2 separate regions of the Homo sapiens genome follow, and region 2 is linked to region 1. A link is a loop called in an ENCODE intact Hi-C map of the cell type or tissue named here. Cell type or tissue: ascending aorta. All regions are shown on one strand. Each heading gives the region's core, and the rest is flanking DNA. Links, peaks and the distances in the headings are about the cores only. Region 1 overlaps CACNA1C (calcium voltage-gated channel subunit alpha1 C). Region 2 holds the start of LOC107984131 (a long non-coding RNA gene).

Region 1 (15,996 bases), core at 3,218-11,217:
CTACTCCAATATGATTGGATTTATAAAAAGAAGAAACTTGGACACAGACACACATGGACACAGACACACATAGAAGGAAAAGCATGTGAAGACATGGGGAGAAGAGGGGCAACTGCAAGCCATGGCGGGAGGCCTCATGAGACATCCACCCTGCTGGCACCTTGATCTTGGACTTCCAGCCTTCAGGAAGTTCATTTCTGTTGAGTAAGCTGCCCTGTCTGTGGCACTTTGTCAGGGCAGTCCCAGCACTGCCTCCTGCCCTGTCTGTGTGGCCCTGGGCAGAAGCGGCCTGGGAGTGTCACTCACCCTTCCTCCTGCACCACGTGTCTTTGCCCGGTGGGCTCCAGCCGCGCCTGGGCAGCAGTCTAGACTTCCTGCAGTCTCTCAGGCTTCTCTGTGGCTGTCCCGTGCCGAGCGCCCAATGCACACTTGTAGCCTGATTGATTGGTTTTCTCAGCCAGGGCACGGATCGTTTCCTGGCCGCTCTCTGGCTCCTTTTCCAGGCACCTCACTCGGTTCCCTACTCTGAGGTGGCTACGGCCAGACTCGCCTCAGCAGCTGCCTCCACTACGGGCTGTGGTTTTTGGTGAGCTTCTTTCAGTCCTCTCATCTTTATGGGAAAACTGCCCAGCCCAGGACCAATTAGCGTGGGATGGTTGCAATAAAGGTCTCCCTTCCCGACATGTGGCCAGCACAGAGCCTTCCCTGGTTCCCTCCCGGCATTTAGTCACAGTCCCCAGCTGTGTGGTCGGTCCTCTCGGCTCATGTTATGGGTGGCCGGGAAGGCAGGCTGTCTTGGGATCTAGGCCCAAGTGACTAGGTCCATTGTGGGTGAGGCAAGGTGGCCACCTCTGCATCCTCCTAGGGGTGTCCTGAAGCGGCTGCGGGCCATGGGCAGGTGGCCGCTGAGGGGGTAAGGGTTCCTTTCAGTGTGAAATGTGCCTGTACCCAAGAGAACTTGCCTTCACTTTTTTTTATTTTAAAGAAATGAAGGGAGAAATAGAGACTAAAAACCCTGGGGGTCAGGGTCTGTGAGACAAACTGAGATGTGCTGGAGACATTGCTTATGGATTTATTGATCCCTGACTTGTTCATACCATGTGCCTGGAATTCAGCACTTACACGTTTCCATAGCACAATGGACATCAGTTTAATCATAATGGGATTTCTTAAGTGATTACTATATGCCAGGTACTATGCTAAGTCAGTTATCAACACGACCTCCTTTAATCCTTTCGACAATCCGATGGGGAAGCTCTCATTAGCCCCACTTGCCAGAAGAGGAAACTGAGGCTCAGAGTAGGTTACATGACTAAAAGAGCAGGGGCTCTGCATTCAGGTCTGCCTGACCCAGAGTGTATTATCTTAAACATATGTGACACTTCTTGCTTGCCTTCCTGGTGCTGCACCATCTGTTTTTCCCTGTGAGGTCCCCTTTCCCCACAAACTGGCTGTGAGCACACCCGACCCCTTTCCTGTCCTGCTGCCCCCTTGCCTGTCCTGCTGCCCCCATCCCTCGGTGCTCAGCTTGTTGCCAGCAGAGTCAAACACACAGACTCATGGTAAAACGTTATCTTACATTTGTGTACCTTTTCATGTTTTCAGAACCTTTTCCAGGCAGTATCTAATTTAATTTTTACCATCATTCTGTGAGTGAATATTTTCTGTCTTATGGTTGGGGAAACTGAGGTCAGAGAGGTTAAATGATTGCCTGGGGTGGCACTGCCTAGCCTCTGTGTGGTGGAGCTAGGACCCAGTCGAGGCTCGGAGTTCTAATCCACCAGTCTACCCTGGTAGGAACCTCTGTGCAAAGCCAGCCCCCATAGCAGCCTCTCTGTCTTGGGCCAAAGATACAAATCAGCAACGGCCAGGAAATGATTTGCATGAGGAACTGAGGTGGGGCGGTGGGCAGGAGAGAGGCTGAGGCAGCAAGGGACAGAGTGGGCACACAGAAACTTCCCTCTGGAGGCCTCAGCCTCTTCCCAAGGCTGAGCATCTGCGCAGGGCTTAGTTTGTTCATTCCTGGGAGCTCCAGGTAAGTCTCCCTCTCAGAGGGAAAAGCTGATTCTTCCAGGCAAGGGTGAAGAGACCCACCTTTCTGAGTCAGTGACCGACAGGCCAGAGGGCTGAAGATGTGGGCACTGCGGTGAGAACCGGAGTAGCCAAGGAAGCAGGGTGGTCCCCACAGGGGCGGCGATTGGTTTGTGGGGTCCCTGCCTGTCCTCCGGAGAAAGATTACTAAGGAGCAAAAGCCGACTTTGCTCGGTGACCCCTCCTGGTGCCACATCCCTCATGCCTGCAGCAGAAGGTGGGGGGCTCCAGGCCCCTGACAGGTCATCCTGATCTCAGAGAAGAGTCTGCTGCCCCCAGGACGGGGACTGAGCTGAGGGCGAGGAGGATGCCAGGAGAGGCACCTTGGCCCCTGCTGTGGTATTGGCCACAGGTTGGGAGCTGCCTTTCCCCGAAGCCCTAGCTTTGCTTCTGTGAGAAGCAGACACCCAGCAGCATAAGCAGCCTGCCTAGGAGGCTTTTCACTAGGAATTAAAAACACCAAAAAGGAACTTCTTATCAGCAGGTACCCTAGGGGCCACATGGACTGGTAAGTGGTATCTTCCCCATGGTCTCTTAAGGCCTCTGAAGTCCCAGACCCTCAGATAGTTGGCAACTCTGCCTTTCCGCATATCAAACATCTGAAAATGCATCTACCTCGCACATCAAATAGAATATATTTGCTATAACACAATTGGGAAGAATGGTTGTATTTTTTATAATGTTGAGTTTTATTAAGAATAAATTATTCATTTTAGTCTTGCAACATAAACTCTTATTCTGATAGATAACTATGGATCGAGATGCATTTGACTAGTTGGCACAATGTTAATTTTTGTAGATGTTGTGTGAAATATTTATTTTGATTTTCTAGTTTTATATTTTGGACCCAATCTAGTTTTGTTTCTGATTTTCACATTTTTTTTCAGGACAGTGAAAAAGCTTATAGGATATAAGAGTTGAACCTATTGCACCTAATGGATAAAATCTCTTCTGTCTCTCCCCATCCCCAGAGAGAGAGAAAAAATAAAAATAAAAAGAGAAAGACACTGTTTCAGCAAATTGATATTCGGTTTTTAGGCCTATATTATACTTGGGTCTCAGGTCCTCTAATCTCCTATTTGGTGGTATCCTTATAAAATACAAGAAGTGTTCTCTGAGAAATGTGGAAAATTTCTGACGATCCCAGATGATACTAAATCAGTTGCCCCAAATCCTTTAGAAGAAGGAAGAATAAGGCCAGGCACGGTGTCTCACGCCTGTAATCCCAGCCCTTTGGGAGGCCGAGGCAGGCGGATCACGAGGTCAGGAGATCAAGACCATCCTGGCTAATATGGTGAAACCCCGTCTCTACTAAAAATACAAAAAAATTAGCCGGCCGTGGTGGCGGGTGCCTGTAGTCCCAGCTACTTGGGAGGCTGAGGCAGGAGAATGGTGTGAACCCAGGAGGCGGAGCTTGCAGTGAGCTGAGATCACACCACTACACTCCAGCCTGCGCGACAGAACGAGACTCCGTCTCAAAAAAAAAAAAAAAAAAAAAAAAAAGACACATTCCCAACGTGAAGCATCAAACAGCTCAGCTTTTCTAAGTGTTGGGAGAAGTGGAGAACACTGGTTCTCCTGGGATGGTGCCTGGGTTAGCACCATTGTGTGGATCTGGTGTAACCTGATACAGGATTTCTCCCCTTGCCCAGTAAGAGAGCCTTGTGCTAGATGGATGCAGCGAGGACAGAGGTCCCTTGCTGGCTGTGTGTGCAAATATTGAGCACCAAATGGCTACCAGAGGAATGGGGAAGAACTGACTCGGGATAAGAGTGGGATGCGTACAAGGAGAGAAGGCTGGAGAAAACCTTGCACGCTGCGGGAGCAGGCTCCCCAGGACGTGTCAGAAGGGCCCAGTCCATGGAAACAGGGAGACTTGCCATATGGGCCATCGTGGCTGCCTGTGTGGGGACTGAAGCTGGGCGCTGGCTGCTGCGCGAGATGAGGGGGCCAGGTCCAGCTTCCAAAGGGCAGCTTCCAGGCAGAGGGCTGCTAACTGGCTGGAAAACTATCAGCGTGTGGAGTGGAAACCTGTAGGGGCAGGGAAACCAAGGAACATTTGGCCATCTTCCGCCATTGTGATTTACCTGCCATAAGAGAAGCTAAAGTAAAACAGCATGAAGTTGTGGCCAGCCCCATTAAAATAACGTGCTCATTAAGGGCTCTTACAACTAGTGATATTTAAAGAAGAAAGAAAAAAACTCACAAAAGTACTTGAGGCAATTATCTACAGCAAAAGAAGATGCAGATCCCTTGAGATCACTGACGCAAGAGAACAAAGGAGGTCCCAAAAGAGGCTGCCTGTGATCCAGGTGAGAGCCGAAACCTTCAAGGCTGGGTACCAGTGCTTCTTACACCTGAGTGAAGCATCTTGGGACATGCCTTGTGGTTCAACGTTAAAGGAATAGCACAGCCAACCAGAACCTGCTCTTTGTTAATGGAATGGAATCCTCTTTCTGCACTAAAAATGAGATGATGTGAAATCCTTTAAAATTTATTGGAAGGAGGGAGGGCTTTTTGTGCATGATGCGTTACCAGGAAATGACACTGTCTCTCTCCTTATTGCCTAATTAGCAATGTTGTACTTCTGTGTGAAATGGCGTGTTTAAACATTGCCAATCGATTTAAACAAAAGATTTCAAAATACTGTAGGATGGAGCACAGTGAAAAATTCCTTGCCAGCCAGCGTTCTCCCAGGTAAGGTTTTTGTCATTCAAGGTGTGGCTGCACAGCAGGGAAGGCTTTGCTCATCCCCGCCCCGCAGTGCCCCATTCCCTCCATCAGCCGTTTATCTAGCATTGGGTCTGGTTTTCTGTTTTTTGTTGTTTGTTTGTTTTAATTTTTTCAGGGTATCGTAGACGTGTTGGGTTCCACTAGGCCCTGCCAGCCATTCACTTATTTATTCATTACGCACTCAATGAAGACATAAGCTGTGCATTCTAGGTGCAAAGGACGTAGAAATGAGTATAATACAGTTCCTTTCCTCAAGGAGGTCAATCCAGTGGGAAAACAGGTGTGTTTGTGGAAAATGGAAATACAGCCGGCAGGCGAGGAGGCTGTAGAGAGAGGAGCACAGTGCTCTGAGTAGCCTGTCTGCTGTAGCAAGTCACCCCCAGCAGCTGGTGGCTTCACAGAGTAAAGGTTAGTTTCTTGTTCACATCACAGCCCAGCTTGGATTGGTGGGGTGGCAAGAAGGGTTATTCAGGGTCTCAGAATACTTCTGCCGACAGGCTGTGCCATCCTCTCAGGCCTTGGAACCCGCCCCCTTTTAAACCCCTGAGTCTGGCTGACAGATAAGGGCCCAAGTCGCACCCATGTTTTAGGGTCTAGGCCTAGAAAGGGTGCCAGTCATTTCCTGCAAGTCCCATTGGCTGGGACTCAGCCTGTGGCCCTGCCTTGTCCAGGGATACTGGGAAGTGTGGTCCAGTGCCGTGCCCAGGAGGAAGAGCAGGTGTGGTGCACGTCAGCCATGTCCCCACTCCACGGAGCAGCCCGTTCACCCTGGGGCGTCAGGAGAGGCTCTGTCAGAGGGGATTTTGCCAGGGAGATGTGGGGTGTGGGGTGCTGGATGTGGGGTCCAGGAGAGCAGGGGCATGAGAAGAGCAGCAACCCAAGCAAGGAAGAGGAAAAGGCCTGGATGTGTCTTCAGATAGAGACAGACTGAAGCGCCGGCCCACACTCACCAGCAGCGTGGCTCTGGGCTTGGTCCTTAGGTGTCCCAGGTGTCTGTCTCCGCACATCTTCCCAGGCCTTCTCCAGCGTACCGGCATCACCTGGGGACTGGCCCTCTGCAGTCACGCTGGCTCCAGGCTCACCGGGAGTCACGTTCTCTGGCTGTGACTTTCCTTTTGCTGTGGATTAACCCAGACATGGGCCTGATGCTTTTTCTTTAATGTATACACACACATACACTCACACATACACACATGGACACATTCACTCACATGCACTCACATGTACTCAAGCATACACACATGCACTCACACACATGCGCTCAGGCACACATGCACTCACAGGCACACATGTAAACAGGCACACACACGCACATGTACTCATACAGGCACACACGTACACCCAGGCACATGCACACATGGTCTCATACAGGCACACACGTACACACAGGCACACACATGCACTCACACACAGGCACACCTCCACAGGCACATACATGCACATGATCTCACGTACACAGGCACACGTATGCACACACACATACACAGGCACACACATGCACTCACACATGTACTCGCATACACAGGCGCACACGTACACACAGGCACACACATGCACACATGGTCTCACACAGGCACACACCTACACATGGACACTCATACACGCACACATGTACTCACAGGCACACGTGTACACGCACGCACACATGTATTCACACACATACGTTCACACATATACACGCACTCACACATACAGGCACACACATACACACTCAGGCACAGACACACACACACACATGCACGCACATGGGCGCGCACACACACACCCCCTCCCTCCCTCTCACGGTTTTTGGTTCAGCCTGCACTCAAGTTTTTGGGAAGATGGAGCTGACATCACAGTAATGTGAATGTTGAATATCTGAAACTTCTGTGCTGAGAAATCCCCTCAGGCCTTTTTGCCAGGTTGGCTGCTGTGTCTTCCTATATTTCTTGCCCTTTCCACCTCTCCCACTTTGCTGCTCCCAAACAACTCTTAACACCCACCGCCCCCTGTTTTTGTTATACAGAGCAGTTCAGCCCTCTCCAGTCCCCACCCCTGAGCTCAGCTCCAAGCCTTCTTCTGCGCGTGGATTCCCGTGCCTGCGGACTCACAGCAGGCCGGGCCGGCTCACGTGGGATGGACCCTGTCTCCTTCCACAGGGAGAGGGGCAGTAAAGACGTCCATTTCCCATGCTTTGAAGGATGTCACTGTCTCAGAAGGCAGAAGCTAATTGTGTCGGTTTTAAGTACTTTTTCCTTTTATGTTTAATTTCATTAAAGTTAATTTTCCCTTATGTGAAATGTGAATGCTGCCATCACAACTGGAAAGTTGTCGTGAGAATTAAAGATGATAATGTATGAAAGTGTGTAACACGGTACCTGGCACTCCCCCCACTCTCCCCCTCCTCCACACGGTACCTGGCACTCCCCCCACTCTCCCCCTCCTCCACAGAGCCCTGGAAGACTTGGCGGTGCTGTGATACGTGTAGTGTGTGATGGGGAGCGGTGAGGGACAGCTGGAGAGGGTGCGCTGAGCCAGAGTTTCATGCTGTGTGTTTTTCCGAGGAGGTGGGCCTTTGTCCTCTGCATTCAGAGTCAGAAGAGAGTTCATCAGGTACAAATGGGAAGAGAACCTTTTAAACAGCTGTCTGTTTGAGCAGATTTCCCCACCTCGGATTCAAGATGTCATTCCATGTAGGTTTGCATTTGCAGGGTACACCCAGGAGAAGCTGTTAGTTGCTGTGATTCCACACCTGGAGTGAGGGGAGAACATCATGGTTTCCTGCCAGGTGTGCTGGGGCTTACTGGCCCTGCCAGGAACATCTGGTTGAAACTTGTCACGTCAAGGCCGGGTGCAGAGGCCCATGCCTGAAATTCCAGCACTTTGGGAGGCTGAGGCGGGTGGATCACTTGAACCCAGGAGTTTGAGATCAGCCTGGGAAACATGGCGAAACCCTGTCTCTACAAAAAGTACAAAAATTAGCCAGACCTGGTGGCACATACCTGTCATCCCAGCTACTTGGGAGGCTGAGGTGAGAGGATGGCTTGAGCCCAGGAGGCAGAGGTGGCAGTGAGCTGAGATTGCACCATTGAACTCCAGCCTGGGCAATCGAGCTAGACCCTGTCTCAAAAAAAAACAAAAAACAAAAAACTTGTAAAGGTTCCATGCACTCCTTCCCTGTAGAGGCTGGTGTTGAGAGCTCGCCACCTTTCCTTCTGTTTAGAGGTAGGAAGAGAACTCAGGCAAGCGATGAGCAAGCCGTCTGAATTGAGCAAGGGCCTTGGGTTGGAACCCTTCTCTCCCCTGCTTTCCTGGTATCACAGTGCTAGACTGGGCCTCTGCAGCCCACCCAGCCGAGGAGGCCCTTCTCCTACAGCAGCCTTGACAGGTCTGTCTGGCCTCTGCCCTGACACCTCCAGGGCTGGCCATCTATGTGGGGAAGATTATGATTGGAAGGAAGGTTTTTCTTAGAGCTGCCAGTCTTTATTTTCTACCTGCTGCTCTTCATTTTGTCCTCAGAGGAGGAACGTGTCCTCTCTTCCCTAGGACGTCTGTCTTGGTATTGAAGACAGTGCTTCTGTGCTTCTTACTTATCTTCCTTGAGGTTAGCCATCCTTGTCTCTGCACCCTCTCCCTCAGTCCTGGCCACTCCCATGTGAACCTCAGTGTTTATTCCTGACCCAGGATACCTCAGCTCCAACTGGACCCCAGGCAGTAAGAGGCTTCCTCTTAGAGTCAGCGGATTCCCACTGATGCAGCCCAAGATTACCTGCCCCGTCCTCCTCCTCCTGCTCCTCCTCTGGCTCCTCCCACTCTCCCTCCTCCTCCTAGTGCTTCTCCTCCTGTTCCTCTCCTCTTCTTCCCCTCCTGCTCCCCCCTGTGTTCCTCCTCCTCCTTCTACTCCTTTTGTTCCTCCTCCACTGCCTCCTCCTCCTCCTCCTCCTCCTCCTGCTCCTATCCCTCCTCCTCCTACACCTCCTCTGCCTCCTCCCGTTCCTCCTCCTCTGTGCTCTTCCTCCCTCTCCTCCTCCTCCCTGCTCTTCCCCTTCCCCTTCCTGCTCCCCCTCCTCTTCCTGATTGTCCCCTCTTCCCCCTCCTCTGAGCAGCCATATTACATAGCTTACTCACGTTGACCTTGTGCTGCTGGTGAGCTTTGTTTCTCCCTTTCTGTTCATGTACTGTTCTTTCTCTTGGATATTTTCTGCCAAATGTTTTTCATTGATGACTTTGCTCTTGGGTCTCCTTGCCTATCTTCCTTCCTTCCCCCTTCCTGCTCTGTGACATTCTTGTTTACATACCCTCTCCACTGTGAGCCTGGTATTTCAGTGACTGGAGAAGTTTTGGGCCTTATCTGAGCTGCTTTCCTTGTTATCACTTATGTTCCAGCAGCTCGATCCATCTTCCCATGCAGGAACGTTTCTCCCCAAAGTCCTGACCCTGCCGTGGAGCACCTGAGGGGAGGAGTCACTGGGTTTCTGGCCTCAGAGGAGCACAGTGTTCCCCAGGACTTACCCTGCATCCGTATTGGAATATCTGAAAATTTCATCACTGTTGAAAATAGGAATGTTTTCTGATCTAAGGTCTTCTGAGGACATTGGGGACACTTTATTCCCAAGAGCAAACACTGACTAGGATGTCTTTTTGGCTATGATGGGATCTGGTAGAAAGTTTCAAGCTACTAAAATAGGGAATGTATTCTAATGTTGTCTTGAAAATGAATCAAATACACTTCCCTGAATGAAAGAAGAGATGTGTGTGTGTGTGTATTTAAATCACCGATAGCAGCAGTGATGATGGTGACAGTCACCCATGCCGTGCCTGGCACCTTGCTAAGTGCCTGCACACATTGTCAGTTGGTCCAGGCGGTAAGTCATGAGGAGTGGGTTTTAGTGTCCCAAAGCCTCAGGGAGGTTAAGGCATGTCCTGATCACAGCTGGAGGACCTCACCACGCCCCTCCCTGTGGAAGGAGGGATTCTTCCGCAGGAAATGGAGTTTTCCCACAGAACACAGGACAGGCAGGGAGGAACTCACTGGGGCTCATGGCTGTGCTACTGCTACTACCACTGGGCAAATCTCTGGGCCTCAGTTTCTCCTGTAGTAAAGTGGCAGGATTGAATTGGATGCACTTAAGTAGGTTTCCAGCTCTAAAGATCTATGATTTGTTGTTTCCCTTATTTCAGTGACAAGTTCCTTTGGAAAACATTGCTGTCACAAGAAAAAATGCCATCATCAAAATGTCTTCTGATGTTGGACAAACTGAATGGGGGTTAGGAAACCACTTCTGTAGGAAGCAGGGGTAGGGATGAAGGCAAGGAGGACAGATGGATGAGCATCCTAAACAGAATAGGGAAATAATTTTAGAACTGATTTTTCAGGGAGTCGCAAGATTATATTACTCTAGCTCTCGCTCTGCACCTGGAATTCGACAGTGCTTAGGATAGGGAATGTCGAAACCGGGAAGGGGCTTCCCCTCAGCCCCAAACTCAGAATTCGTATGTCAGATCTGGAAAGGGACCACAGTGACCACTTAGTCCACTCCTTCATTTTATGTCAGCATCCCTGGAGATCCCAGCCTTTGGGAGAAAAAGACTCCTGAGGCCACGTGGTCCGAGCTCCTGGAGCATCGCTGGCAGAGGAGTGTTCAGATCAGATGGTCCCCAGCCTGTGCACCAAGTGTACCATCCCTGCTAAGTAGATCTTAGTGGAGCAGGGCTTACTTCAGGGATGTGGAGCTTATTGGGATCCTTCAGCCTCTCTTCCAATAACTTCTGCTTTAGAGATTATGATGTAACTGATGAGAACTGTCTTGAGACTTCCTTTTGTACTTAAAGTGGATGGGGCAGGCTGGTTTAGGGCAGTGTACCTGGGGCAAGGAGTCTGGGGTCCTTCTGTTGGTTTAGGAAGCTCCTCTTGTCTGTCTGGCCTGGATACTTGTGATTTGCCAGCTTAGTCTAACAGTTAACCACCTCTTAGTGGGAAGTAATGAATCCAGGATTCTCTGCTACGCTCAGGTGATAAATTGTGATAAAGTCAAGTCAGAATTTCCCAGCTTAGGTGTTGTGAAAGCCCAAATGAGGCCTGATAAGATATTTTGAGTTTTTCACACAGAAGTAATTTATAGATGATTCCCAACTTTTGAACTGCTCTTTTATTTATTATTAAGTTGGTGTTTCAAACTTAGAAAACTGCAAATGGCATTTAGTTTTCCAGGCTGGCCTGTTTAGTGCATAACACAGCTGACACACTATATGGTTGCCATAAATCATAATGGAAAGTAGTATTTTTGCAAATGGATAATGTAGAATTGCAGTTGCAGACTCCCTGAAGGCCTTCAGTGGTTCCAGCCAGCACATGAACACATTTACACTGAAGCGTAAAAGACGGTTGCTTTATGCATCTTTACTCTGCTGTGAGGGCCATGAGGAGCAAGAGGTCACTGGGTGTCTGCAGGCAGTCCCAGGGAAGCAGCGACCAGAGCAGCAGGGTTTAGCCTTCTTATGGTCATGGGTGTGTGCAGCCACACGACCTCCTGAAAAACTGCTCCTGGGCTCTTCAGAACTGCCCCAGACCAAGGGTCCAGAGTTGTTAGGAGCCAGGGGGGCTGGGGAAAGCGAAGCCTCTAGGGCTTCTCAGATTTTGAGGAGGACAGAACCTGTTAGCCACCTGCCTTTTGCTCAGAAAAGGTGGGCTGGAGCTGCCCAGCAAAGTAAATGCAATGCCTACCTCCAGAGCCTGGCTTTCCACGAGGTACAGGCTGGCCCTGAACACCTGCCTCCTTCCAGGTGCTGTGCTGTGCTTTTGAGATCAGGAGTGGAAGCTGGCAGAACCAAGAGAATGCAACACACTGGCCTCCACCTTGGCCCAGAACATACCCACCACGCCCTCGGGAAGTTTAAATCCCATCACTCTCTCTGCTGCTTTTCCCTGTTACAGTGTGTAAACTGAGATTCCACACTTGGAAATGCATGTGTTCCTCTCTGGGAAGACCTCCTTGCTGCCCCCATCCCCCTGCATCTTGTGTCCACTGGATCCTCTCATTGACTGTTGACAATGCTCAGTTTAATGCCAGGCAGCGTACATTCAGACTGTACCCCAGGAAATCTGACACAAACTGTGTTTCCCATTGATTTTAAAAATTAAGACTCAGTGATATAATGTCACTTATTATTATGTAATAAAGCCCTATTATGGCTAGTAATTTTTCAGTGACTAGCTGAATTTTACTTATTAGTGTTCATTTAAGTCAGCCTGTAATATGTTCAGTGCAAGTACTAAAACTGCCTTTCTTCAAAAATCAGAAATTTGACATTTTTTAATCAGTCAGGACTTCCTTCCTTTCCCCTCCTCCAAAAACATCCAGAGAAGTGAGATTTTCTCACATTTAAGTCAATGATTGAATAGAACCAAATTGGGGGAAGATTAATTTTTGAACCAGTAACACCAAACTGAAATTAATTTTACTAATTTCAAAATCTGACAGTTTTGAGGACCCTTTAATAGAACCAGAGCTTCTGAAAATAAGCACCTACTGATGGGTTCAGTGCAGAAATGAACCCAGGTCTAGAACTGCAGTGTTAAGAGATGATTTCCAAACGAAGCTGTGGTTTCATTTGGAACGCTTTCTTGATTTACATGTTCTGGGTTTTGTAAGTTTAATTCAAATTTATTTTCTCCTAAATGCATTTTTACTACCGGAAGGCCCCCGTATGGAAATCACCTTCTCTCATTATGCAGCTTGCCTGGCCCAGAGGGTGAGCGGGCCTTGGAATGAGGACACCCGCCCTGGCTGGGAGTCGAGGCCGAGTTTGCATCCAAAGCTGTAGCACAGTGCGGCCCACAGCAAAGGGCATCCTCAGGAAGCAAGGTGCTTGTGTTTGTGCCTTCGTCCTTTAAGACAATACCCAGATCTGGCAGCATCTTCTGCAGCAAGCAGGAGCTGATTACCTGGAGCTCTGCCTGCCTCTCTCCCCGCCTCTGCCTCCCCCCGGAGAGGCGGCTTCTGAGGAGGCTGCTGTTGGCGGCCAGGAGAATTCCTTGTCTCTGTGGAACCGGAGGCCTCCCCTCTGCGGCTATTTAAATGTGTTCCTCCGGCATGAGGATGACTCACCGTTTAACAATTAATTACAGCTCCGCATATTGTAGGCACTGCACCTATATGGGGGTGTAATCTCCGTGCGGCACCATGTTGATGAGCTGCTTCTCCACATCACCAAATTGTGAGGACTTCGATTTTAAAAAACAGAAATTGAACCAGGCTTGGAGGAAAAGGCAAATTTATACAATGCCTTTGATATGAATTCTTTTTATTTTCTTCTCTGTGGCTTGCAGTTTCCACCAGGGTAAAGCAGGCAGAGGTGGGAGGTGGGGAGGGAGAGACAGGGGGTTCTGGCTAGGAAGGGAACGGGCAAGGAAACTGCCCACTACGTGCTGTCACCTGGTGGCTGCTGTGGCCGGCCCTCATTCCCACCACATCAGAGAGAGGCATAATAATCTTAGGTGATTTTTTTTAAGTTTTCAAGGTGAGGATGCATTTTACTATATGCTAATTTTTCTTAATCATATGTTATGGTTTATTATCGACAGATCTTTTAAGAACTTTTCCTGCAGTAAATATTTCAAACTTTATAAATTAAGTATTGGCTGCATAAAGTCCTGTTGCCTGAGATTTGTTGCAAGTTTGTCCTTTTTGAGATACATCGAGTGGCTCCAAGTCATTTGATCATGATCGTGTCCATGATATCTTGATAGACTTTTAAGCGTGAATCCCCCTGATCTCTGTCTTGCTGCCTTCCCCACACCATCCCCTCAACTCCCCTCCCAGCCACGAATTATACTTCCTCACTACCCAATTTCTTTTGGTACCAGGAGAGGGCCACTCTTGTTCTGGCCTCAGGGACGTTGCACTTGCTACAGCTGACTCTTGAACAGTACGGGTTTGAACTGTGTGGGTCACTTACACGTGGATTTCCTTCCATCTCTGCCACCCCTGAGATGGCAAGACCAACCCCTCCCCTTCCTCCTCCTCAGTCTACTCAATGTGAAGACGATGAGGGTGAAAACCTTTATGATGGTCCACTTCTACTTAATGAATAGTAAATATATTTTTTCTGCCTTAGGATTTTCTTAATATATTCTTTTCTCTAGCTTACTCTACTGTAAGAATATAACATAAAATATATATAACATATATAATATGTGTTCATCGACTATCCTGTTGGTGAGCCTTCTGGTCAATAGTAGGCTATGAGTAGTTAAGTCTCTGGGGAGTAAGAAGTTACCTTGGATTTTCAACTGTAAGGGAGTCAGCGCCCCCAGTCCCCACATTGTTTAGGGGCAAACTGCATTCCATCTTCTTGGACTGCTCTTCCCACAGGTGTTGCCCCCCTCCCTTTTCCTCTGTCAGGTCCCAGAGCATGGGTTACCACCACAGAGAGGCCTCTGTGGATGCCTATGTAAAGTGGCACCATTTACTTCAGCCGAGAGGTGAAGGCTGCCGTGAGGCAGGACCATATCACTGCACTCAGTCTGGGCAACAGAGTGAGGCCCTGGCTCAAAAATAATACCAATAATAAAAAAAAGTGCTACCATCCTCCCAGCTCCTCACTCCCAGGAATCACTCAGGAGCCCATGGTTCTGTCTTATTTTGTTCATCGCACAATTACTATCTGAAATGATCTCATTTATTTACTTATTTTTTGTCTGCCTCCCACCAGAATGTTCTCTGTTCTCTGCCGTATCCTTAGCACTGAGCAGTGCCTGCACATGGTGAGCACTCGACAAAAATTTATTATAAGGATGAATGAATGGATGGACCCTCGATTCTGTTATTATTATGTTTTAATCCAGACAACACTCAGGAGTTTCACTGTATCAGTATATCCATTAGGAAGGTTAGTAATGTGTAAAAACTCTCCTGTGAATGCTTTCATTCAGTACTCAGTCTGTAAGGGGTAAATCCTTCAGCAGACTCTTGAGGAGTGTTTACCAAGTGTCAGGCACTATTCTAGAGCAGTGGCTCTAACCTAGGGATGATTTTGCCTTCCAGGGGCAGCTGTCAATGTCTAGGAACATTTTTGGTTGTCAGGGTGGGTGGTAGGTTGCTACTGGCATCTAGCGGATAGAGGCCAGGGAAGCCGCTAAACATCCTGCCATGCACAGGACAGCCCCACAACAAAGAATCATCTGGCACAAAATGTCAATAGTGTCAATAGTGTGAGGTTGAGAAACCTTGTTCTGGAGTCTGAGGATACGGTGGTGACAGGGCAAGGCTCCTACTCCCATGAAGCTTATATTCTGTTGCAGGAACCGGGATAGATACACAATAAACAAATGAGATTATTCTGGGAATGACAAGGGCTGACAAAGAAAGCAAATAGAATGTTGCGATGGTAGCTGTGGGAGTTACTTAGATCGACGGATTGGGGAAAGCTTTCTGAGAGGTGGCATATGAGCTGGGACCCCTCCAGATGAGCTGGAGGCAACCCTGGAGATCTGGCAGACCCTACCAGGAGGAGTCAGACAGCAAGTGCTAATGGGGAAGGGGAAAACTTTCCAAAGGTTCTGAGGTTTAGGTTGGTTTCAAAGAGGGCCATTCACTCTGGGGCTTGAATGTGCTTTTATCCAATGAAGGTAGCCTAGACATCTGTTTGAAAAACCATTAGATTAGTATTCTTTTTTGCAATATCTCGTTTTTTGGAAAGAGCTAAGCTTCCTAAAAAACGTATTTTTCTAGACTTCAGAGTTCCTTAAGAGTGGTGGTTTATCTTTCTGAGGTTGGCTGCCATGTTGATTCCTCCTCCCCTTTCCCAGAATTGGGAGTCTTACAGCTTTGTCTCTCCACTCAGTGCTCAGAGAATCACACACACAGTCCCAGGATAGGACATTCCAAAAAATAAAGAAGGGCACAGAGAAGGTGGGGGACCTTCCCCGCAACTTAGCCGCAGTTGGAGATTCAATAATTGAGCCTGAAAGATCACTTTAATTTCCTCAATAATAGTTTGGTGTTCTTATGTGTTAGGTTATAAAGCCCTAAAACGCAGTATAATTCAATACCATTGTGCTACAAACCCACTAACACTTTTTTCTTCACTGCCCAGCCTGGCTCCTCCTCTTAGGAGTCGCATGTCCATACAGAGTCCCAGAGAAATTCTACATCTTTCTCTGTGTTCTCCCAGACTGAACAGAAGACTGGA
Region 2 (15,996 bases), core at 5,418-13,417, 54 kb before region 1:
ATATTTCAGAGAGAGGAGAAAGCATTGTCTGCTCTGCGTTTGCCAGCGGATGGGAAAAGAGAGATGATGATTTGAAGTCTAAATATGGTGACACCTCTTGCTCCAGTTTTATCCATCTTTATTCATTTTTTGGGGGAGAATCTTCCAAATAAATTCACTGTTTATGTAATAGAACCCCTTTCATGTACCAAACTTCTTGTAATTTAAGTATATTTGAAGGAAGTCTTTCCAGAATATAAAATACAAATCCCTGGATCCTTAAAAGAAAAATCTGAACATATTTCATCCTTTTTCTGGGACTATACAATTCTTAGGAATTTCAATGATTGCACCTGTTGTAATGCTGGGGAGCTGTCAGGAGAGCTAAGCAACCCGCACAGGGTCCCGGAACGTCCTGACCTGGGGAAGATTTGGGATGTGCCTTTCATGCACCACCCTGTTGGGGTGTCAGCCTCCTCCAGCACCAGCCTGATTAATTTGCTCCCCCCTCTCTCCTGCAGGCTTGGGAACCAGTTGATCAAGTCCATTACAGTTATGTGCAAAGTTAGAGTAAATAGATCCTGATTGAGGACCTATGGGGCTTACTTATGAATAAAGTGCATTAGCTTTAATTTATGGGTTTTATAACATTGATTTTGGCTTCTTAGAAGCCATTTTTCCCCTTTATTCTCTTTGTTCTCTCTAGTTTCTGTATGATTGAAGTTGTTGGATTGGCGCCTTCTAACTAATAATAATAGCAGCAATAACTTCAGCCCTTACGCTGCTGGCATTGCTCTATGGTCCGTGTGTTAACTCATTTAGTCCCCTCGACTACCCCATGAGACCTTTCTTTTTTTTTTTTTTTTTTTTAATGCCAAACATTACATTTTATTACCTTTGAGCTTATTAACCAGCTTTGCGTTTATTAGCAAATACATTTAAATATCTCTTTTTTTTTTCTTTTCTTTTTTTATTATACTTTAGGTTTTAGGGTACATGTGCACATTGTGCAGGTTAGTTACATATGTATACATGTGCCATGCTGGTGCGCTGCACCCACTAACTCATCATCTAGCATTAGGTATATCTCCCAATGCTATCCCTCCCCCCTCCCCCCACCCCACCACAGTCCCCAGAGTGTGATATTCCCTTTCCTGTGTCCATGTGATCTCATTGTTCAATTCCCACCTATGAGTGAGAATATGCGGTGTTTGGTTTTTTGTTCTTGTGATAGTTTACTGAGAATGATGATTTCCAATTTCATCCATGTCCCTACAAAGGACATGAACTCATCATTTTTTATGGCTGCATAGTATTCCATGGTGTATATGTGCCACATTTTCTTAATCCAGTCTATCATTGTTGGACATTTGGGTTGGTTCCAAGTCTTTGCTATTGTGAATAATGCCGCAATAAACATACGTGTGCATGTGTCTTTATAGCAGCATGATTTATAGTCATTTGGGTATATACCCAGTAATGGGATGGCTGGGTCAAATGGTATTTCTAGTTCTAGATCCCTGAGGAATCGCCACACTGACTTCCACAATGGTTGAACTAGTTTACAGTCCCACCAACAATGTAAAAGTGTTCGTATTTCTCCACATCCTCTCCAGCACCTGTTGTTTCCTGACTTTTTAATGATTGCCATTCTAACTGGTGTGAGATGGTATCTCATTGTGGTTTTGATTTGCATTTCTCTGATGGCCAGTGATGATGAGCATTTTTTCATGTGTTTTTTGGCTGCATAAATGTCTTCTTTTGAGAAGTGTCTGTTCATGTCCTTCGCCCACTTTTTGATGGGGTTGTTTGTTTTTTTCTTGTAAATTTGGTTGAGTTCATTGTAGATTCTGGATATTAGCCCTTTGTCAGATGAGTAGGTTGCGAAAATTTTCTCCCATGTTGTAGGTTGCCTGTTCACTCTGATGGTAGTTTCTTTTGCTGTGCAGAAGCTCTTTAGTTTAATTAGATCCCATTTGTCAATTTTGTCTTTTGTTGCCATTGCTTTTGGTGTTTTGGACATGAAGTCCTTGCCCATGCCTATGTCCTGAATGGTAATGCCTAGGTTTTCTTCTAGGGTTTTTATGGTTTTAGGTCTAACGTTTAAATCTTTAATCCATCTTGAATTGATTTTTGTATAAGGTGTAAGGAAGGGATCCAGTTTCAGCTTTCTACATATGGCTAGCCAGTTTTCCCAGCACCATTTATTAAATAGGGAATCCTTTCCCCATTTCTTGTTTTTCTCAGGTTTGTCAAAGATCAGACAGTTGTAGGTATGCGGTGTTATTTCTGAGGGCTCTGTTCTGTTCCATTGATCTATATCTCTGTTTTGGTACCAATACCATGCTGTTTTGGTTACTGTAGCCTTGTAGTAAAGTTTGAAGTCAGGTAGTGTGATGCCTCCAGCTTTGTTCTTTTGGCTTAGGATTGACTTGGCAATGCGGGCTCTTTTTTGGTTCCATATGAAGTTTAAAGTAGTTTTTTCCAATTCTGTGAAGAAAGTCATTGGTAGCTTGATGGGGATGGCATTGAATCTGTAAATTACCTTGGGCAGTATGGCCATTTTCACAATATTGATTCTTCCTACCCATGAGCATGGAATGTTCTTCCATTTGTTTGTATCCTCTTTTATTTCCTTGAGCAGTGGTTTGTAGTTCTCCTTGAAGAGGTCCTTCACAACCCTTGTAAGTTGGATTCCTAGGTATTTTATTCTCTTTGAGCAATTGTGAATGGGAGTTCACTTATGATTTGGCTCTCTGTTTGTCTGTTGTTGGTGTATAAGAATGCTTGTGATTTTTGTACATTGATTTTGTATCCTGAGACTTTGCTGAAATTGCTTATCAGCTTAAGGAGATTTTGGGCTGAGACAATGGGGTTTTGTAGATATACAATCATGTCATCTGCAAACAGGGACAATTTGACTTCCTCTTTTCCTAATTGAATACCCTTTATTTCCTTCTCCTGCCTAATTGCCCTGGCCAGAACTTCCAACACTATGTTGAATAGGAGTGGTGAGAGAGGGCATCCCTGTCTTGTGCCAGTTTTCAAAGGGAATGCTTCCAGTTTTTGCCCATTCAGTATGATATTGGCTGTGGGTTTTTCATAGATAGCTCTTATTATTTTGAAATACGTCCCATCAATACCTAATTTATTGAGAGTTTTTAGCATGAAGGGTTGTTGAATTTTGTCAAAGGCTTTTTCTGCATCTATTGAGATAATCATGTGGTTTTTGTCTTTGGTTCTGTTTATGTGCTGGATTACATTTATTGATTTGCGTATATTGAACCAGCCTTGCATCCCAGGGATGAAGCCCACTTGATCATGGTGGATAAGCTTTTTGATGTGCTGCTGGATTCGGTTTGCCAGTATTTTATTGAGGATTTTTGCATCAGTGTTCATCAAGGATATTGGTCTAAAATTCTCTTTTTTTGTTGTGTCTCTGCCCGGCTTTGGTATCAGAATGATGCTGGCCTCATAAAATGAGTTAGGGAGGATTCCCTCTTTTTCTATTGATTGGAATAGTTTCAGAAGGAATGGTACCAGTTCCTCCTTGTACCTCTGGTAGAATTCGGCTGTGAATCCATCTGGTCCTGGACTCTTTTTGGTTGGTAAGCTATTGATTATTGCCACAATTTCAGCTCCTGTTATTGGTCTATTAAGAGATTCAACTTCTTCCTGGTTTAGTCTTGGGAGAGTGTATGTGTCGAGGAATTTATCCATTTCTTCTAGATTTTCTAGTTTATTTGCGTAGAGGTGTTTGTAGTATTCTCTGATGGTAGTTTGTATTTCTGTGGGATCGGTGGTGATATCCCCTTTATCATTTTTTATTGTGTCTATTTGATTCTTCTCTCTTTTTTTCTTTATTAGTCTTGCTAGTGGTCTATCAATTTTGTTGATCCTTTCAAAAAACCAGCTCCTGGATTCATTGATTTTTTGAAGGGTTTTTTGTGTCTCTATTTCCTTCAGTTCTGCTCTGATTTTAGTTATTTCTTGCCTTCTGCTAGCTTTTGAATGTGTTTGCTCTTGCTTTTCTAGTTCTTTTAATTGTGATGTTAGGGTGTCAATTTTGGATCTTTCCTGCTTTCTCTTGTGGGCATTTAGTGCTATAAATTTCCCTCTACACACTGCTTTGAATGCATCCCAGAGATTCTGGTATGTTGTGTCTTTGTTCTCGTTGGTTTCAAAGAACATCTTTATTTCTGACTTCATTTCGTTATGTACCCAGTAGTCATTCAGGAGCAGGTTGTTCAGTTTCCATGTAGTTGAGTGGCTTTGAGTGAGATTCTTAATCCTGAGTTCTAGTTTGATTGCACTGTGGTCTGAGAGATAGTTTGTTATAATTTCTGTTCTTTTACATTTGCTGAGGAGAGCTTTACTTCCAACTATGTGGTCAATTTTGGAATAGGTGTGGTGTGGTGCTGAAAAAAATGTATATTCTGTTGATTTGGGGTGGAGAGTTCTGTAGATGTCTATTAGGTCCGCTTGGTGCAGAGCTGAGTTCAATTCCTGGGTATCCTTGTTGACTTTCTGTCTCGTTGATCTGTCTAATGTTGACAGTGGGGTGTTAAAGTCTCCCATTATTATTGTGTGGGAGTCTAAGTCAATTTGTAGGTCACTCAGGACTTGCTTTATGAATCTGGGTGCTCCTGTATTGGGTGCATATATATTTAGGATAGTTAGCTCTTCTTGTTGAATTGATCCCTTTACCATTATGTAATGGCCTTCTTTGTCTCTTTTGATCTTTGTTGGTTTAAAGTCTGTTTTATCAGAGACTAGGATTGCAACCCCTGCCTTTTTTTGTTTTCCATTGGCTTGGTAGATCTTCCTCCATCCTTTTATTTTGAGCCTATGTGTGTCTCTGCACGTGAGATGGGTTTCCTGAATACAGCACACTGATGGGTCTTGACTCTTTATCCAATTTGCCAGTCTGTGTCTTTTAATTGGAGCATTTAGTCCATTTACATTTAAAGTTAATATTGTTATGTGTGAATTTGATCCTGTCATTATGATGTTAGCTGGTTATTTTGCTCATTAGTTGATGCAGTTTCTTCCTAGTCTCGATGGTCTTTACATTTTGGCATGATTTTGCAGCGGCTGGTACTGGTTGTTCCTTTCCATGTTTAGCGCTTCCTTCAGGAGCTCTTTTAGGGCAGGTCTGGTGGTGACAAAATCTCTCAGCATTTGCTTGTCTGTAAAGTATTTTATTTCTCCTTCACTTATGAAGCTTAGCTTGGCTGGATATGAAATTCTGGGTTGGAAATTCTTTTCTTTAAGAATGTTGAATATTGGCCCCCACTCTCTTCTGGCTTGTAGGGTTTCTGCCGAGAGATCCGCTGTTAGTCTGATGGGCTTCCCTTTGAGGGTAACCCGACCTTTCTCTCTGGCTGCCCTTAACATTTTTTCCTTCATTTCAACTTTGGTGAATCTGACAATTATGTGTCTTGGAGTTGCTCTTCTCGAGGAGTATCTTTGTGGCGTTCTCTGTATTTCCTGAATCTGAACGTTGGCCTGCCTTGCTAGATTGGGGAAGTTCTCCTGGATAATATCCTGCAGAGTGTTTTCCAACTTGGTTCCATTCTCCCCATCACTTTCAGGTACACCAATCAGACGTAGATTTGGTCTTTTCACATAGTCCCATATTTCTTGGAGGCTTTGCTCATTTCTTTTTATTCTTTTTTCTCTAAACTTCCCTTCTCACTTCATTTCATTCATTTCATCTTCCATTGCTGACACCCTTTCTTCCAGTTGATCGCATCAGCTCCTGAGGCTTCTGCATTCTTCATGTAGTTCTTGAGCCTTGGTTTTCAGCTCCATCAGCTCCTTTAAGCACTTCTCTGTATTGGTTATTCTAGTTATACATTCTTCTAAATTTTTTTCAAAGTTTTCAACTTCTTTGCCTTTGGTTTGAGTGTCCTCCCGTAGCTCAGAGTAATTTGATTGTCTGAAGCCTTCTTCTCTCAGCTCGTCAAAGTCATTCTCCATCCAGCTTTGTTCTGTTGCTGGTGAGGAGCTGCGTTCCTTTGGAGGAGGAGAGGCGCTCTGATTTTTAGAGCTTCCAGTTTTTCTGTTCTGTTTTTTCCCCATCTTTGTGGTTTTATCTACTTTTGGTCTTTGATGATGGTGATGTACAGATGGGTTTTTGGTGTGGATGTCCTTTCTGTTTGTTAGTTTTCCTTCTAACAGACAGGACCCTCAGCTGCAGGTCTGTTGGAGTACCCTGCTGTGAGAGGTGTCAGTCTGCCCCTGCTGGGGGGTGCCTCCCAGTTAGGCTGCTCAGGGGTCAGGGGTCAGGGACCCACTTGAAGAGGCAGTCTGCCCGTTCTCAGATCTCCAGCCGCGTGCTGGGAGAACCACTGCTCTCTTCAAAGCTGTCAGACAGGGACATTTAAGTCTGCAGAAGTTACTGCTGTCTTTTTGTTTGTCTGTGCCCTGCCCCCAGAGGTGGAGCCTACAGAGGCAGGCAGGCCTCCTTGAGCTGTGGTAGGCTCCACCCAGTTCGAGCTTCCCGGCTGCTTTGTTTACCTAATCAAGCCCGGGCAATGGCGGGCGCCCCTCCCCCAGCCTCGCTGCCGCCTTGCAGTTTGATCTCAGACTGCTGTGCTAGCAATCAGCGAGACTCCGTGGGCGTAGGACCCTCCGAGCCAGGTGTGGGATATAGTCTCGTGGTGCGCCGTTTTTTAAGCCGGTCTGAAAAGCGCAATATTCGGGTGGGAGTGACCCAATTTTCCAGGTGCGTCCGTCACCCCTTTCTTTGACTCGGAAAGGGAACTCCCTGACCGCTTGCGCTTCCCAGGTGAGGCAATGCCTCGCCCTGCTTTGGCTCGCGCACCCACTGGCCTGCGCCCACTGTCTGGCACTCCCTAGTGAGATGAACCCGGTACCTCAGATGGAAATGCAGAAATCACCCGTCTTCTGCGTCGGTCACGCTGAGAGCTGTAGACCGGAGCTGTTCCTATTCGGCCATCTTGGCTCCTCCTCGAGACCTTTCTTGTAATCACCCCATTTTAAAGATGAGGAAGGGGCACAGGGCAATGAACTAACTTGCCCAAGTTTGCATAGCTATGAAGCAGTGGAGCTGGGATTCCAGCCTGGGTGTGTGGCTCCCAAGTCTGTGCTTTTAACTGCTATGCTGTGTGGCCCCCAACTAAGGTATAAATGGGAGGGGTATTTTGCTTTGAATACGATGCCTTAATTATCAGGCCTTCAACTAGAGTTTATGCAGTGTGTGCGCTTCTGTCTTTACCAAGAGGACCAAGGGAGGAGCAACAGTGAAGGAGGGAGTGAACGTCCCCAGGCTGGGTGGTGTCTGTAGGGGTCCTGGGGGCATGCCATGGAGCCCCCAGGCCATGCCATTTGGAAAGCATAAGGGGTAGGCAAAGGGGAGGCCTTTTCATCTGCTACTACCTGAGAGGTAGACTTGGCTTTGAGGCCATATTTTCCCAGGGATCAGTGATTCATATTACCTGAGATCCTCAACCAAACAGGCCCCCGGGCCTCTTCCTAAATAGATGAGAATCTCTGGTTGGGGTGAGGGAACCCAGAATCAGCCTGACTTTCTGAGACAAACTTAAAACTTGAGGGACCCTTCTCGTGGACTGAGTCCTTGGAAGCAGATCTTGGGAGCTGCTGGGCCTGCATTTGAACTTGGGGCCTTCATGGGACCCCAGTCAGTACTGGTGGTTGGCAGGGCTCAGAGCATAACATGTGGGGGACCCCACGGCGCCCCGCCCAGGTGAGAGCAGTCCCCCTCTCGTGCCGAGAGGCTCCACAGGTTTTGCCTGTGCACCCTAGGCCCCACTGGAGACGTGGAAACATCGAAGAGCTACGGCCTGAACACCAGGATGTGGGATGGGTAGTAAGAGAGTGCTGAGCTGCATGTCCTAGCCCTGGGCTCTGGTTCCAGTTCTACCTCTGCCTGGTGGCACGGCCTTGTCACTTCACTTCTCTGAGTTTTAGGTTTCTCGGCTGTGAAATAAAGATAATAATTCCTACCTCACTGAGTTATGGCAAGGGCAAATGAGAATATAGATAGAAATGCTCCGCCCAGCTCTACCAAAAAAAAAAGTATATATATACACACACATACACACACATTAGCTGGGCATGGTGGCTTGCACCTGTAGTTTTAGCTGCTTGGGAGGCTGAGACGGGAGGAGTGCTTCAACCCAGGAGTTCAAGGCAGCAGTGAGCTATGATTACACCAGGGTGATGGGGCGAGACCCCATGTTTATTTTTTAAAATGCTCTGGAAAAATGCAAAGTGCCATATAAACATAGAGGCATTATTGTGATCATTATTACTGTTATGATTCAAACTAGACAGATATATTTGTCTCTAAAATACTTACTGTTTTTTTTTTTCTGGCACATTCCTCTGTGAACCTTTTTCCTCAGCCTCCTCTCAAGATAACTTAGAGATGCAAAAGAACTAGAAGCCAAGTTCCAAATTTAGTTCTTGACCTTTCCAAGATGGGTGGTGAGTGGTGTGGCTGCAACCTGCCTGCTGCCAAGAGTCTGGCAGGGCTGCCGGGGTCCGGGAGCGCCAGGCCAGTGGACCCTGTCTTTGTGTGCAGTCCTGGAGCCGACACATCGCCTCACACAGGCGCCCCTGCCGGGAGCTCATGCGGGCCACTCCCTGTTTTCTCACTGGGTCTAGCTGAACTCTGGCACAGCGAGTGTAGCTGCTGAGTAGTTCGTTTGGTGCTGTCCTGTGACTTGCAAACCCCTTCCTCAAATGCATAGCAGAAATAGTGGGAAAACCCCAGGGCTTTTATTATCTGGGCTCTCGGGCACACAGTCAGAAACATGGCCTGGGGCAGCCTCTCTTCTCTGTGCCTTTGAGTCCTGAGGAACAAGGTCAGGCATCAAGAATAAGGAAGGCCAGGATATCCAGGAGGAGACCTCACGTCTGCACCGAGGCTTCATCAGATCTGACTGGAAGTGCTGTGGTCCCTGTGGCCAGGCCAGCCTTCACAGGGCTGGGGAGCACAAGCCTTGGTGTGGCCTGTGCTTGCAGATGGATCCTGGTTGTGTGGGGGAAGGCAGGTGGCAGGTGGTGGATGCTATGCTTGAGGGCTGGGCTGTGTACGCAGCTCACAGTGTGGAGGTGCTTGAACCCTGGCAGTTGGGCACGGTTGATAGGGACGGGCCTTGTGGGAGAAGGTGTCGAAGGCCAGGGTGTGGCTCCGAGTCCCACTTCTGCTAGACTGACCAGAGAGAGCAGGTAAGAGAGTGACCAGCAGCAGGCCGGGGTCACTTCCACGCTTCCTGCCCATCGGAGGAATGTTCCAGAGGTTATCCCAGAGAGAGGTGAAGCCCAACATGGTCTTTCAGCCACACGCCGGGCTCCCCTTCCCCTTCTGCCATGAGTGGAAGCAGCCTGAGGCCCTCACCAGAAGCAGATGCTAGAGCCATGCCTCTTGTGCGGCCTGCAGAACCGTGAGCCAAATACGCCTCTTTTCTTTTTAAGTAACCCTGCCTCAGGTATTCCTTTATAGCAACACAAATGGACTTAGACAATCCCCAAGGCCCAGACTTGGAGTCCCTTCTTGTAGGAAGTTTTCTCTGCTCCTCCATGACTGGCTTTGGTGCTGCCCTCTGTGTTTCCATAGCATTCTAGATGACCCCTATCAAAGCACATTTAGCCTCCTGCTTACTCATCTGCGTCTCTCAGTGTGTTTGTTTTCTAGCACTGCTGTGAAAATACCATGCATTTGGTGGCTTAAAACAATAGAAATTTATTGTCTCACAGTTCCAGAGGCCAGAGTTTCAAAGTCCAGGTGTTAGTAGCATTGGTTCCTCTGGGCACTCTGAGGAGTGTGTTCCGTGCTCCTGCCCTGGCTCCAGTGTTGCCAGCAGCGCCTGGCATCCCTTGGCTTCTAGGTGCCTCACTCCAGATCTCTGCCTCCGTCTTCACATGGCGCGCTCCCCTGGGTGTTTGTGTCTCTGTGTCCAGCTTTCCCTCCTCTGATAAGGACAGCAGTCATTGGATTAGGGCTCCTTCACCTTAATCCAGTATAACCTCATTTTCACATGATTCCATCTGCAAAGACTTTATTTCCAAATAAAGTCCATCTGCAGCTCTCACCAGCAGCGAGCCCTGTGCAAGAAGGGATCACATCTACACAGATCCAGTGCAGTACCTGGAGTACAGCTGGGGCCTTGCGCATGTCTGTGAGGGCCAGGCCAGGCTGTTAGAGTGTTTCTTGAAGGAAGGTGTGCTTCAGTGTGGATGCTGGTCCTGACTGGGCCGCTGCCCTTGCCTGTTAGCTCCAGACAGGGTGGGCTTCTGTACCCGTTTACAGTATAGCCGCCTGAGGGACCGTGGCATGTGTGGCAGAGGAGATCTCTTGCGCCCCTGAGGTCCTCCAGTTATATCTTAGTCCTGCAGCTTAGCACCAATGCCTCCTCATTCTCTGCCTCCTCTGCCCGCTGGCCTCAGACATGCGCCCTAAAGATGGGAGCATGCAGTGTGAACTGGAGGTGTAAGGGGTGAGGCCGCTCCCAGGACACAGCGGGCCTCATGCGACATGCCCTGGCTTCTGGATCCCTAAGCACCGAGGCCATCCAGGGAAGGGCTGGCCTCCTCCCTGGCTCTCAGGGTGCTGTGAATCAGGTTTGGCAGGGGTCTCAGCAGGGGCTTATCTCTGCCACAGTTCAGTCCAAACAGGATGAGCAGCTCTTGGTGGACCAGCGGTGACCCAGGCAGCTCCTGGTGCTGTGTACTAGGCTAGGAGCTTTGGAGGGCGTCCCTCCCTGCAGACCCCTCTCTCACTGCCCATACGGCTGTGTGTTGTCATCATATTTTGGCAGAGAACCTGTCCCATAACCAGAGAACCTCTGTCCTGGGACAGGGACAGGCCCCAGCTCACTCTGGGAACAGTCACGGTGGGTGGACGATTTGCAGAATGGTCGGAGACCCTCCAGCAAGAGGATCCATTGTTCACGACTGCAGGGTGATTTCTTTGGGATTGCAGACAAGGGCCTCCCAGTCACTTTTGGTTTGGTGTCTGTTCTTAACACAGTTCCTGAAACATAGAAGGCACTCGATGAGTATTTGCTGAATAAATAACTGAATGAATATGTGAAGAAGAGAAGCTGTTCATGGACTAGGGATTCTGGCAAGGTGTGGCATGGCTGAGACAGCACCAGATGAGAGGCTAGGAGGCCTCCATCCCAGACCTCTCTCTGCTCCTCACCAGCTGAGTGACCTTGGGCAAATGTCTTTGCTTCTCTTGACCTCTGTTTGTTCATTTTTCTTAATCTAGGAGAGGAGTATATGTAGAGGATTCTTTTATGTTCTGTGCATCTGTGGTCTTTTGCCTGACAAGTAGACCATTTGACTTCATATGAGCACATTCCTTCATGCATTCCTTCTGTCATATTTATTAAATGCCTACTGTGTACCAGGCTAGGTGCTGGAAAAGCAAGATGTGCGGAAACAAGGGTGCGCAGGGTCTCTGCCCTCACAGAGCTTGTCAGGTTTGATAAGAGCTTACGTTCTTATGATGCCAGCCAATAAACAACTGGCAACTTCATACACACCATGCTTTCAGAGCACTGTGAATATTAATACCATGGAGAAAGTAAAGGAGATAATGAGATGGAGAGTTCCAGGGTAAGGGCCCACCTGGAGCGGGTAGGCAGGGAGGGTCTCTCTGAGGAGGTGGCACTGGGGCTGAGAGGTGGTGACAAGATGGGCTGGCTCTGGGCAGACCTGGGGAGGAGGCTGCGGGCAGGGGACAGCAGGGCCAGGACCCCGAGGTGAGCAGGGCCCACTGTGGCTGCTGCTCAGGAGGGGAGATGAAGGAGGATGTGAGTGGGGTTGGAGGGGCAGACAGGGGCTGAATTATGTGGGTCAGCATGAGGAGTTTGTTGTGAGTGTGACGTTGGCAGGTCTGTGTGCTTCCCAAGGCTCCAGAGGAGCAGGAAGGATCTGGAGGAGGGTTAGGAAGGTAGCAGAGATAGGCGAGGGTTACGGCCTTGACTTTAGCATTCCCAGAGCAGTTGATGTGGTTGCCAGAGGGCCTGGCCAGAGCTCACTGGGGAAGAAAGCCCTGGACGGTGCAAGCTGCCATTTCTTGAAGGGAAGTCGGTCATGGAAACATGTCAAAGGGACCTGCCAGAAGCTTCTGGGACACAAGGCTCTTGTGAGGTGTTTTCCCGTCTCTTTTGTGTACACTGTGGGCTTGGCCATCCAGCCTTCATTTCCCTAGCAACTTCTCTACATCCAGATCCATAAGAGAAACCTTTCTGGTCACCCCATAAGGGATGCAAGCTCCGTAACGAGCACTCAGGCTCCTCGCTGATGGGGGCTGCGAGGTTCCAGAAGGTTGGCCCATGCAGCAGGCCACTCCTTAGCGCCTCTGGCCCTGGGTAGACTTTGGCCTCAGGGGAAAGGAGCGTGGAGACAGCTGTGGACACCCAGATTGCTGTATATCTGACAGCGCTTGGCCCCCATCTATCTGGAAGTGGGGTGAGGCAGACTGCATTTTCAAGCTCAACCCTTTCCTTTATGGCAGCTGGGGTGGGTGACCAGCCCTGTGTAAGCCATAATAACCCAGCCTGCATGAGGATACCATAAAGCGGAAGCCGGGCGGCTCTTTGAAGGGATGACGTGGGAAGGGTATCCTCTCCTTTCCAGCATTCCTTCATTTGGGGAGCACTGCCTCCTTGGGACAAGACTCTGTATTGGGGAGGCAGCACTGAATGGGGAAGTCCCTGGTCTGGTGGGGGACAGCCACCACCTGGCACGTGATGGTGGCAAGAATGCCTAATGCTTATGAGTGCCGCAGTGTGCAGCTCTGTGCCTTACACACGTCACCTCCCACCATCTCCCAAGGACCGTGTGGGGTGGATCATACAGTCAGGCACTGCATAACAAGAGTCTGATCAAGGACAGAGCACATGTACGATGGTAGTCCCATAAAACTATCACGGAGCCGAAACCTCCCTATCTTTCTGCCGTCGTAATGGTGCAGTGGCACTCATTACTTACGTGTGTGTGGTGGTGTGGTGCTGTTGTAAACAAACCTACTGGGCTGACAGTCTTATCAAAGTCTAGCACAGACAGTTCTGTACAGTACTGTACAGTACACAATACTTGATAATAAATGACTGTTACTGATTTACGTATTTACTGTGCTATACTTTTAACTGTTATTTTAGAGTATACTCCTACTTATTAAAACAAACGTTAACTGTAAAACAGCCTCAGGCACGTCCTTCAGGAGGTAGCCATAAGAAGGCATTGTCATCTTAGGACATGCAGCTGTGTATTATTTTCCCCGAAGACCTTCCAGTGGCACAAGATGTGGAAGACAGTGATATGGATGATCCTGACCAAGGATCCTGATCCTTGATATCGACGATCCTGGCCTAGGCTAATGTGGACATTTGTGTGTTAGTTTTTAACAAAAACCTTGAAAGTTAAGAAAATGTTACAAATAGAAAAAAGCTTATAGAATATGGATAAAAGAAAAGTATTTTTGTACAGCTATACAGTGTGTTTGTGTTTTAAGCTAAGTGTTATTACAAAAGAGTCAAAAAGTTAAAAAAAATTAAAAGGTTTGTAAAGTAGAAAAGTTACAGTAAGCTGAGGTTAATTTTTAATTGAATAAAGAAAATCTTTAAATTTTTTTTTTTGTTTTTTGAGACGGAGTCTCTCTCTGTTGCCCAGGCTGGAGTGCAATGGTGCTATCTTGGCTCACTGCTACCTCCGCCTCCCAGGTTCAAGCAATTCTTCTGCCTCAGCCTCTCGAGTAGCTGAGATTACAGGTGCCTGCCACCATGCCCGGCTAAGTTTTGTATTTTTAGTAGAGACGGGGTTTCACCATGTTGGCCAGGCTGGTCTCGAACTCAGGTGATCCACCCGCTTTGGCCTCCCAAAGTGCTGGGATTCCAGGTGTGAGCCACCGCACCTGGCCTAGAAAATCTTTAAAATAAATGTAGTGTAGCCTAAGTGCACAATGTTTGTAAAGTCGACAGTAGTGTCCTGTAATGTCCTAGGCCCTCAAATTCACTCACCACTCACTCACTGACTCACACAGAGCAACTTTCAGTCCTGCAAGCTCCGTTCATGGTAAGTGCCCTATACAGGTGCACCATTTTTTGTCTTTTATAGATTATTTTTTATGTACCTTATCTATGTTTAGACATGTTTAGATACACAAATACTTACCATTGTGCGACAGTTGCTACAGTGTTCAGTACAGTCTCAGGCACGGTCAGAGGCCTGGGAGCACTAGGCTGTATGTAGCATACAGTCTGCGTGTGTCGTAGGCTGTGCCATCCAGGTTTGTGTAAGTGCACTTTCTGATGTTCACACAACAACAAAATCACCTAACGACTTATTTCTCAGAATGTATCCCTGTCATCAGGAGATACAAGACTATAATTAGGGGTAAACTTTAAAGGACTTTGTTGAGAAGACCATTCATGTGGGGCTTCCTGGATTTGGTTGGGTTGTGGTACCTCCTCTAGTGATGCAGAGCCTTCCTATGATTTTTCTCCCTGCCCCACCCCAATGCCCACCCTTTCGATTTGCTATTTCCTCTCTCCACCTCACCCCAACACCCAGTGCTATTTACATGCTATCTATATGATGTAAGTTGTGTCTTTACTTTTCAGCTGCCTGACTGTGAATTTATAATCACTGGTATTGGTAACAGTAGGCTAGTTAGTTGGTCCAGTCAAACAAAGATGAACTGATCCCTGCTCTGTTGCTTGTGGTCAGCACCACGTGGGCACACAGGAGGACTAATCATTCCTGTGTAAACGCTGAGAAAACAACTAAGACACATGGAAAAATTAGGAGCTATCTGCAGGATTCTGACTGTAATGTGATTATTAGAAAGCCAATAAGGCAGTGGTTAGCATGAATTGGAGTGGTAGAAAAGGATTTCTTGGAAGAAGCCGGGCTTGAGTGCCATCTTGAAGGGTGTAGAAGAATTGTCTGGACCAATGGTAGGAGTGCTGGGATTCCAGGTAAGGAAAAGAAGAGACACCATTCCATGTGAAAGATATCATTTTGACATATAAACACAGAATTTCCAAAGTTCAGTCTAAGATCATTCTTAGGGTGGTCTGTTTTCATTCATTCAACAATTACCTATCGAGCACCTATCATGTATGAGACACAGCAGTGCTTAAAACACACACAGTTCCTGCCTTCATAGGGCATCCTTCTATCTAAGGGAGACAGGTATTCAGTATCTATTTACATAATTATTTATTCATTTATAACTCACCTCTAAAATGTTTAGGTTTGGGGTGTGACTATATTTGTTTTAAGTTAATATTTTACGCGTGCTACTGAAAAAACAAAACCCAAACTAATGATCACTGTATTTCATGGAAGCGGGGGCTGTCTCATGAAGATGACATTTGTCTTAAATTATGATTGAAAAAAATGTTTTAGGGTAGATTGTTTGTAGAGTTTTTCATCCTGCTAAAGTGATCCCTAAATCATAAAACTTGAGACTTGCTGAATGAAAGGGATAAAAGAGTGAGGAGGACCTACAAATCTTCATGGGGAGTAGATTGTGTCTGTTTGAAGTAAAGCCACACCTGTCATGAGGGACCAGGAGAGGCTTCTAGGAGGAAAGAGAACATACCAGGGAAAGAACTGAGCAAACTTTCAACCCTCTGCAGTATTAGAGGTGGACAGGAGGGCAGCACTATATTGGAGAGATTGTTAAACTGAAAACTCAATTAGCATGCACAAAAAGTATATGTGTTTAAGGCTGTTTTAACTGTTGGTGAGATGCTGAGCTGCTAAGGGCTGCCTGCTGTCATTACCTATTAGCAAGACTTTAAATTCTGACTTGCTGAAGTACGTATTTCCCCCTGTAGCTAGCCATTTCTAGTAAAGCTTGTTTATTTTTATTTTTGTAAAAAAAATGGTTATAGTTAATTTATCCTTTTGGAATTGGAAGAGCTTCCTGCCTGAATAACTTTTTTTTCTTTTCATTTTCTCCAGTGTAGAATTGCTGGTTTTGGCCTTTTGGAGCTAAGTAAT

Evidence for each region. A loop is a pair of places that touch in the nucleus more often than their neighbours do. Peaks named below come from ENCODE experiments on the same cell type or tissue, not always from the same donor. Only the 100,000 strongest peaks of a DNase experiment are listed, where the experiment ranks them.
Region 2: it touches region 1 in a loop (2.2-fold over the local background); 2 of 110 quality-filtered maps call a loop at or near these places.

The regions. Positions count from the first base shown.
Region 1 is chr12:2,185,525-2,201,520 of GRCh38, forward strand. All of the region lies in intron 3 of CACNA1C (calcium voltage-gated channel subunit alpha1 C), which reads left to right. Among named protein-coding and RNA genes, the nearest start is that of CACNA1C-AS4, 30 kb to the right of the region's middle. RefSeq lists enhancers at 1,708-2,208, 3,491-4,086, 5,699-6,266, 6,267-6,836 and a silencer at 12,719-13,013. In ascending aorta, for the core only: no CTCF peak of the experiment used is centred there; no DNase peak of the experiment used is centred there; H3K27ac peaks cover 829 bases.
Region 2 is chr12:2,129,365-2,145,360 of GRCh38, forward strand. The region is part of intron 3 of CACNA1C (calcium voltage-gated channel subunit alpha1 C); the gene reads left to right. It overlaps LOC107984131 (a long non-coding RNA gene), which reads left to right and starts at 2,605. Exons shown (of 2, transcript XR_001749435.2): 1 at 2,605-2,647. RefSeq lists enhancers at 6,167-6,962, 7,759-8,554, 9,917-10,418, 10,419-10,918. In ascending aorta, for the core only: a CTCF peak has its summit at 8,604; a DNase peak (open chromatin) is centred at 8,572; H3K4me3 peaks cover 579 bases; H3K27ac peaks cover 3,467 bases.